Linked DNA regions of Homo sapiens: region 2 is linked to region 1. A link is a loop called in an ENCODE intact Hi-C map of the cell type or tissue named here. Cell type or tissue: psoas muscle. All regions are shown on one strand. Links, peaks and the distances in the headings refer to the core of each region. The heading gives the core; the rest is flanking DNA.

Region 1 (4,391 bases), core at 198-4,197:
TTTCAGGGGCGTCTGCCACAGGTTCTGAGGACCACACTCTGGGAAGACCGCACTGGAGTGAGGGCCTCCTCAGAGCTGGGATGGTTTCCTGTTCATTTTGTATTTCCAGTGTCCGGATATAATCGGCAATGATGGGGTGTTGTTGAATAAATGAGTGAATGATGATTCTCCAAGTAGATTGTCCTACTGAGAAGGGGATATTTTAAAGCATTGGCTTCCTAGTTCCTAAGTCAGTGTCTTCTGAATTTGAAGAAGATAATTAGCCTCCTAGAACTTGCTCATTCCTGAATGATCTGGCAGAGCTGGGAGCAGATCCATCTACGTGAGTGATATCCAGTCCCCAGTAGCCCACGCACACAACCATCCTCACAGAGATAGGGCCGTTGCTGAGGACAGAGGCTGAGCAGATGCCGGTGCGGGGTTGCTCCCCAGTAACAATAGTCCTAGCCCTGCTCTTTGTGGTTCAGAGTTGGTTGATGGGAAATCAAGGAGCAGCCCTGCCACCGTCTTTGTTATTTTTATGCGCTATAGATCCCTTAGAACAGAAAGAGGTTCAGGCCTTTTCTTGGATGGAAAAACTGAAAAAAACTCAGTTTTTTTTTTTTTTTTTTTGTAAATTTGCTCTAAAGGAAACTCATAAAGTTCTTCTGAATTTACATGTCAATAAAACATTTACCCCTGAGTTGATGCCTTATAAATGGTATCACTTATCCTAAGTAGAATAGATTTATTCAGCTAAACTTTGTTGATGAGCATCTTTGCATCTGTTCCTTAGATATTATTTCTCTGTCTCCTTCCCTGGGTCTTTATGGTCTACTAGCCCCATAGCATCCTGGAGTCTGCGGTCATTTTTCTCACCAAGTTTGGGGGAGCACCTACCCTTTACCATGGGGAGAATGGTGATGGTTCATTTTTGGGTTTTCTAAACGAATTTTGGACAATTAGACTGCATTACATTTGCATTTTACAGTGTGCCATTTAAATGAATTTTGGACAATTAGACTGCATTACATTTGCATTTTATAGTGTGCCATTTAGAAGAGACGGAGAGGGCCCAGAGGACGGTGCCACATTCACGTATTAGACGATAGCTCAAGTTGCCCATTCTTCATATTGAAATTGCTTCTAAGATAACATAATGGCTCTTGTGAAACATATCTATTCATTGCCCCAATAAAACATTAGATGGTTATCCAGATGGTGAAATGACTCTATATTCACTTTAAATTAATGAATGGTTAATTTCCATAGGGTGGGACTGAGAGCAGCCCCACACTGTGCCTCTGTGGTTAGGGCAGTGGGGCTGGATCAAGCTAGCAGGTGTTTAATTACTTCTCAACAACAAAACATCTTAACATATAATATAATAGAAATAACTGGGAATTTTTTTATTATGACAAAAACCACTGATTTTCCTGCTTTCATTCCCTTTATGGATGCAATGTGGCCCTTTTACCAGATCCTCATGGTAATTTTAGGTCTCTGGGAATGTTTAGCACCTCACAGTGTATTATATTTTTTAATGTTATATCGCTTTCTGAAAATAGAAGTATGTGCTACTTTTTCCTGAAAATACTGCCTTTTCATAGTTATATTCAAGTCTTTCAAATCTGCATGACTGAATAGGAGTTTGGGGGTCAGGCAGACTGCAAGCTCGCCACCTGGCGGGACCAGTTCTTCACCGGAGAGTCCTGGGGTTGGGCAGGGCCACAAACAATGAGCCACAGTAGGACCGAGGGGATGGTCTGGGACTCAAGGGTCCCGAGGGTGGTTTTGTTTCTGGGCTGCCCTCTCCCAGGGCAACATTGAACTGTACCTTGGATCAGCACCGCACCTGCCTATCTTTCTAATTGCTTTTCTCCTCCTGTCCTGGAAACGATAGTACTTCAGATACTTGGGGGAAGTCTTGCTTACTGTGGCATGAACCTAGAAGGAAATGACTTCGTGTTTTAAGGGATGTCATTGTCAGTGTCTGGAATACCTCGGGCATAGCCATGTGCTCAGATGATCTGAGTCTCTTGCACACCCCTCTGAAGAGTTTCTTGTAATCATGAGGAATGAATGTATTAGGTGCTCCAGAACTGTTTCTATGTAATAAGGAAAAATAAAAAAGGAGGACAGAAATTCTTGCAGAAAATACTAGATAGAACCTGGGCTGAGTGCTGTGGAGGATACAAAGAAAGAAAAGACACTGTCCCTATGCTTAAGACATTTACCATCCAGTTGGCAAAGTCAGCCGGTGCACACACACACAGCAAGTGCCCGAGCACTGCAGGAGAGCCGCAGACCCCAGCCCACAACAGCTGGCAGGCTGGGGACATGTTGCTGAGTGCTGAGCTGTGTTGTAGGCAGCTGCCTACTAAAAATAAGCACTGGGTTCATGGAAGGCTGACTTAAATTAGACTGGACTCAAGGTCATGCACAGAATGATGTCACCATCACAGGCTTCTAGTTCTTTGTGTTCTTGGGAATTGGAGGTTGAGTGACAGGCAGCCAGGAACTGAAATGCACACATGGACAGGTTCACTAATGGTGCGGCCCGAGCGTGTCCTGGCAGCAAGAGGATGGAGTCTAGTGGTGCCCTGGTTCATTCCACGGGACTGAGAAGGGGGAGTAGGAGGCAGCTCACCGTTTCCTGGGGGTGGTGGAGTCAAGACTATGTCTTCAGTGAAGGGTGGGACGGGGTGGGTGCAGCGGAGGGCTCAGTCCTCTGATACAGAGGACAGGGCTGAGAGGACAGTGCTCTGACCGGGTTCATGGTGCAGAGTGTTAGAGGAGTGTCATGGGAGCTTTGAACCCTGACCTCAATGCCAGCCCAGGGAGCTGGGCCCTGGTCACTGCATCCCCAGCACCAATAGGACCCACCCACTACAGAGGAGATGCTCAACACATACTTGCCAAATGACCGTATTAATGAACTGGACTCTGGCAACTGGGTTTTATCCTGTAGGTGAGATGTGGAAGATTGGACAGGGAAATGGCATTTGGCAGCAGGTATCCTGTGGACTTTTCTCCTTGACATCAAAACTTCCTGTCCTGAGTCTCATTTTATTTGTCAAACTAGCCAGTCTGAGAAGTCAATACTAGGTGCTAATGAAAAACAGCAGCAGACTGTGACATTGCTCCCAGGTATGTTAGCATTTTAACACGAGCCTGCAAATTGTTTTTTTGTTTTGTTTTGGTTTGGTTTTTTTGTTTGTTTTTGAGATGCAGTCTTTCTCTGTCACCCAGGCTGGAGTGCAATGGCTCTCTGCAACCTCTGCTTCCCAGGTTCAAGAGATTCTCCTGCCTCAGCCTCCTGAGTAGCTGGGATTACAGGCACCTGCCACCACACCCGGCTCATTTTTGTATTTTTAGTAGAGACGGAGTTTCACCATGTTAGCCAGGCTGGTCTCAAACACCAGACCTCAGGTGATCCTCCTGCCTAGGCCTCCCAAAGTGCTGAGATTACAGATGTGAGCCACTGCGCCCGGCCTTCAAATTGTTACCAGGTGTCTGGGAGGGCAGCAGTCATGCAAGGCGGGGGATTGGGCAGGCATGCATTCTGGTTGGAGAATCCACTAGGTCTCCTGAATGACTCCATTAGGAACCGTATCCAGCTTCTGTTGTCAGGCAGACCTTAGTTGGCTTCCACCTTGACAGTCAAGATACATACAGCTTTGGTTGGGCACGGTGGCTCATGCCTGTAATCTCAGCACTTTGGGAGGCTGAGGCGGGTGGATCACCTGAGGTCAGGGAGTTCAAGACCAGCCTGTCCAACATGGTGAAACCCCATCTCTACTAAAAAAATACAAAAATTAGCCAGGTGTGGTGGTGATCCCAGCTATTCGGGAGGCTGAGGCACAAGAATCGCTTTAACCTGGGAGGCAGAGGTTGCAGTGAGCCTAGATCGTGCTACTGCACTCCAGCCTGGGCGACAGAGCAAGAATCCATTAAAAAAAAAAAAAAAAGATACATAAAGATACATACAGCTTCCTGCTGTTTCATCTCCTCCCTGGTGTAGCCTGGAGAATTTCAAATTCACGGAGGTCTGAACAGCGGGGTTTCCTGTGCCCCCATCGTCTTCCATCCCCAATGGGGCTCTGTCCCTCGGCTGTGGCTATCTGAGATCCCAACTAAGTCCTTAAAAGTGACCTTGATAAAACTGGCAGTGCTTCCTTACTGTGTGAGGAATAACTTGAAATAAAACCTGTGCATTGTCATGATGCTTTTACTGTTCTGTAGCTTTCTTTTTCACTGTTTTTTTGTTTTGTTTTGTTTTCTTTTCTTTTGTTTTTAAGCAAAGCAAATCAGATGGACTTGTGTTGCTCTCTGATCACCGACATAGCAGTCTGTAGCTGCTTCATCACGATCACTAGACTGGGGTAGTGATAATCCTAGATACTGCCTGC
Region 2 (4,391 bases), core at 308-4,307, 120 kb before region 1:
TCCCTAACATGTATAAAAGCAAGCTGCACCTTGACTACCCTGGACACATGTCGTCAGGACCTCCTGAGGCTGTGTCATGGGCACGCCCCTTAACCTTGGCAAAATAAATGTTCTAATTTGATTGAGATCTGTCTCAGATACTTTTGGATTCACATCCATCACTAAAGGCAAATTTCATACTGACTGCTTCATGTAGTAATTTAGGCAAGTTTGGAGAGACATCTGTTCCTGTGAATTCTATAAATATTTTCAAATTCATCCAATCTTTCAAAAATTACTTGAGTGTCTACTATATACCTCAAAATGGAATGTAAGGTCAGCCGAGAGAGAAAGGACAAGACAGAGAGAGGCCCAAGTCCAGGCAAGCCTTTGTTAACCTGCCGGCTGCCCTCTTAACAGTCAGAGGAGCAGCCCTGAGCTTACAAAATGAGGGGTTTATAGTGGGGAGGGGAGTTTGGGGGAGTCCTTTGGCATGGCCGCATCCCGGGGTTGTTTGCTGGTTAATTTTACCACATACTGCCTTGTGACGTTTATGGTAGAATTTACAGGAGGGTGTAGGTAAAGTTGGTTTATGCTTCCCACAACCTCCCACTGTGCGGTCCGATGGCTTGTAATTGGGGTTTGCTTATCGCAGCAAGGCCTGGTAGGTGAAGTCTGCTGGCTTCACCACGGCACCTAGATAAGGGCTTAGAAGTGTAACGGGGCTCAGGGGGAAGGGTGGGCGGCACGAAGGGTTGCAGAGCATAAGCGGGAGGAGTGGGCAGCACGGAGAGGTTTGGGGGAAGTGTCGGCAGTACCAAGAAGCTTTTTTGGGGCAGTTCGTCCCTAACAGAAATATTCTGCCTTTCCTAAGGAATTACTCACCTGGTTTGTAAACTTTACATATGTGATATCTTTGGGTAAGTTTTTTAGTTTAAAATACTTCTATCTTAGCCTGTTTATTTCTCTCTAACCTAAGTCCTTTCTTGCTGTCTTTTTTTTTTTTTTTTAGTTTAGCAAGGGTAATTTTAGAAAACGATTTCTAAATTAGAAGTAAAATTCTTAACAATAACTTAATAATAACTTTTTATTTATTTGAGACGAAATCTCGCTCTTGTTGCCCAGGCTGGAGTGCAATGGCGTGATCTCGGCTCACCACAACCTCCGCCTCCCGGGTTCAAGCAATTCCCCTGCCTCAGCCTCCCAAGTAGCTGGGATTACAGGCATGCACCACCACGCCTGGGTAATTTTGTATTTTTAGTAGAGACGGGGTTTCTCCATGTTGGTCAAGCTGGTCTCGGACTCCCGACCTCACGTGATCTGCCCGCCTCAGCCTCCCAAAATGCTGGGATTACAGACATGAGCCACCGTGCCTGGCAACAATAACTTCTTAAGTTTGGATCCTCTTTCAAACTCATCATTAAGAAAAACATTTTCAACCAAAAGCCTTAGACTATTGAAGCAAAGTTGTTTCCTAATTTGGAAAACTTGTTCTTGGAATAGAGAAGCCTTTTTCACATTGGAGAACTCACCAACACGAATTGTTTTGTTTTTAAAGGGGAGCACAAGATGCATCTCAAAAACATTATGCTGGCTAAAAGAAGCCAGACACAAAAGAGTATATTTATATGAAATTCTAGAAGAGTCTAAACTAATCTATAGTGACAAAAAGCAGATCAGTGGTGGCCTGTGGCTGGGATAAGGGAGAGGGCTGACTGCAGAGAGGCTAGAGGGAACTTGCTGGGGGAATGAAATGTTCTATATCACGATCGTGCCAGTGGATACATAGATGTCTACGTTTTCCAAAACTTATCAAAGTGCACATTTAATTCTATGTAAATTACACATCAGTAAAATTTAAAAGCAAGAACATAAATGCAACCTGGAGCTAGGATCTGACTAGACAGGAATTTTGAAAGAAATGAAAGTATATATATGTGTGTGTGTGTGTGTATATATATATATATATATATATATATGTATGTATATAAAATATATCCTCTTTCTGTTTTTCTTTAAAGAGTTTTATTGAAGTATAATTTATGTACCATAACACTCGCCTGTTTTAAGTGTACAATTCAATAGCGTAGTAAATGTATGGAGCTGTGCAACCACCATCATAATCCAATTTTATAGTGTTTCCATCACCCCAATAAAATCTTTCATGACCATTGGCTGTCAGTCCCCATTGGGCTAAGCAAGCACTTTTAATAGGCTGAGCTCATGTGCCAGGGAGCCTGTGCAAGACTCCAGCCTCCGTGGGCTCGGCTTTCTTTGGAGCAGCTTCAAGCACCGTCCCTCAGGGGCCCCACACAGGCAGGCTCTTCACCTGCTTGCAGTCACAGGTGTGATCTCTACTCTGTTCCTTGGGTCCCCAATGCACAGGGCATGAGGAAGACTGTGGCTGTCCTTTGGGGGCATCCTGCTGCTCTCTGCACCCAGCACTGTCCAGTCACAGGGCAGCAGAACCTCTCAGTCCCTGCTGTCCCAGCTCCAGGCCACCTGCTTCCCTTCTGTGACCAGGTTGCTACTGGACAGGGCTCAAGTGCACAGCCTCTTCTCCTGCCAGCTGCCTGAGAGCAGGCCCAGGAGGAGCCTGTCCTGCCTGTCAGCTGTTGCCTGGAGCAGTGACAAGCGCTGGGCTGAATCTCCCCGCAGCAACACGGTAGGTAGAGAGAACACACGCATGCTCGCAGTAGACTTGGAACAAAACTTAGCCCCACTTTAGGCAATAATTGTGTTTAATCTAAAAAGGCTGACACATACCCAGAAACAAGTGGTAAAGCTGCAACCTTAATCTTCGGAAGTCAACGGCAACCAGCTGGCAGGAAGGTGGAGGACAGATGAGTCTCCCCTTCCACACTCCCATTGAATAGTAAAATTAAGGGAAAAGCTCACGACTGACTTTTTAAGTACATCCCTGGGATTCTACTGGTAGAATTTAGAAATGAACAAAATAATCATAATTTACTTATACATAGACTATCACAATCTAAGAGTATGTGTAAGGAGGATGAGTTCCGTTGCAGGAGAGGGTTAGCTCTTGCTCTTTTAAGGGAGCTGATAACTGGTTTGCTCAGAGTTCTGAGCTATGGACCAGCTGTGAAGACTGGTCCGTCTTTTGAGAGCAGTGTGACAGGCTGAGTGTCCCTGGAGAGCTACTTTTAGTATTAAAAATAGGTTTTAAAAATCTGGAATGTTGGGGCTGTGTTAAGTCAGCCAACAAGCAGCTCATGGGCTTCTGGGCACATTCATGTTGCTTTTCTAGACAGTATAATAGGTCACTGCTATCAAGGCTGGTTATATAATTTTCAAGGACCAGTGCAAGATAAAAGCATGGATCTACATGCTTATAAAGAAGGAAAAAGGCTTGTTTCCTTTCCTTTGCAGTCTCTCTTTTTCTTTCTTGACCTGATAAGGCATTTTTAAAATTTGCTATTTAATATGCTCTTTTGGTCATGGTGGCATGCCCAGGCCCCCAGCAGGAGTGGAGGGCAGTGGCAGCTGCTGGTTGAGGGTAAGGAGTGGGCAACTGAGCCCAGAAAGGCTGGGAGGCAGCAGGAGTGGGACCGCATGTGAGCTGAGGCTCCAAGCCCCCCTGGAGCATGTTGCATTGGCCTTCACTAATAGAGCATAGATTCAAAGATCAAATTATTAGGAATTTCAACATGCCAGTTGCAAAGCACCAAACCCCAGGAGAGGCCCCCTGCTTAGCATGTGGTCCTGGGTGGCTGGCTCGTTGCAGGCTTAGGCAGCTGGCCCTGATGGCTATTTCTGTTTTATCATTTCTATGGAACCTCCTGCTGGCAGGATTTGAACCCAAATGGGCCAGGAGCCCCTGGGATGGCCAGCAAGTGTAAGCCTCTGAAAAGAAGTTGGCTTGATGCCAGCTCTCCTACTTGCTCCTTGGAAAACTAACTTAATCTTTATGAGTTTAACCCTCCTGTCTATAAAATGGACATGTAAATAGCTGCTTTTCAGAGATCTTGTGAGCAGCATCAGAGATATTGCTGCAGGCCTGTATGGACTCACTGTCAGTAATAATAATACATTTGATCAAATAACTTTTATGTTTTAACCCAAGAAGTAAGCCAGCTAGAGTTTCAGAAATTTCAGAAATAAGAAGAAAATACATATATTTACATTTATGATTTTATTATTTTTGGGTCTCTGGCATCAAGCCAAATGCCTCAGCACTATTTAGATATAGCGTTTCTCTGCCAGGTCTCCTTCTTCCTTTTCATTTATTTATTTATTTATTTATTTATTTATTTATTTATTTTTGAGACAGAGTCTTGTTCTGTCGCCCAGGCTTGAGTGCAGTGGCACGATCTTGGCTCACTGCAACCTCCACCTCCTGGGTTCAAGTGATTCTCCTGTCTCAGCCTCCTGAATAGCTGGGACTACAGGCG

What was found. A loop is a pair of places that touch in the nucleus more often than their neighbours do. Peaks named below come from ENCODE experiments on the same cell type or tissue, not always from the same donor. Only the 100,000 strongest peaks of a DNase experiment are listed, where the experiment ranks them.
Region 2: a loop joins it to region 1, with 2.7 times the contacts of the local background. A loop is called at or near these places in 2 of 110 quality-filtered maps.

What each region holds. Positions count from the first base shown.
Region 1 is chr2:98,156,074-98,160,464 of GRCh38, forward strand. The region is part of intron 7 of VWA3B (von Willebrand factor A domain containing 3B); the gene reads left to right. Among named protein-coding and RNA genes, the nearest start is that of VWA3B, 71 kb to the left of the region's middle. In psoas muscle, for the core only: no CTCF peak of the experiment used is centred there; a DNase peak (open chromatin) is centred at 2,548; H3K4me3 peaks cover 357 bases; H3K27ac peaks cover 2,930 bases.
Region 2 is chr2:98,034,277-98,038,667 of GRCh38, forward strand. No RefSeq gene overlaps it. Among named protein-coding and RNA genes, the nearest start is that of TMEM131, 41 kb to the left of the region's middle. In psoas muscle, for the core only: no CTCF peak of the experiment used is centred there; a DNase peak (open chromatin) is centred at 2,545; H3K27ac peaks cover 2,221 bases.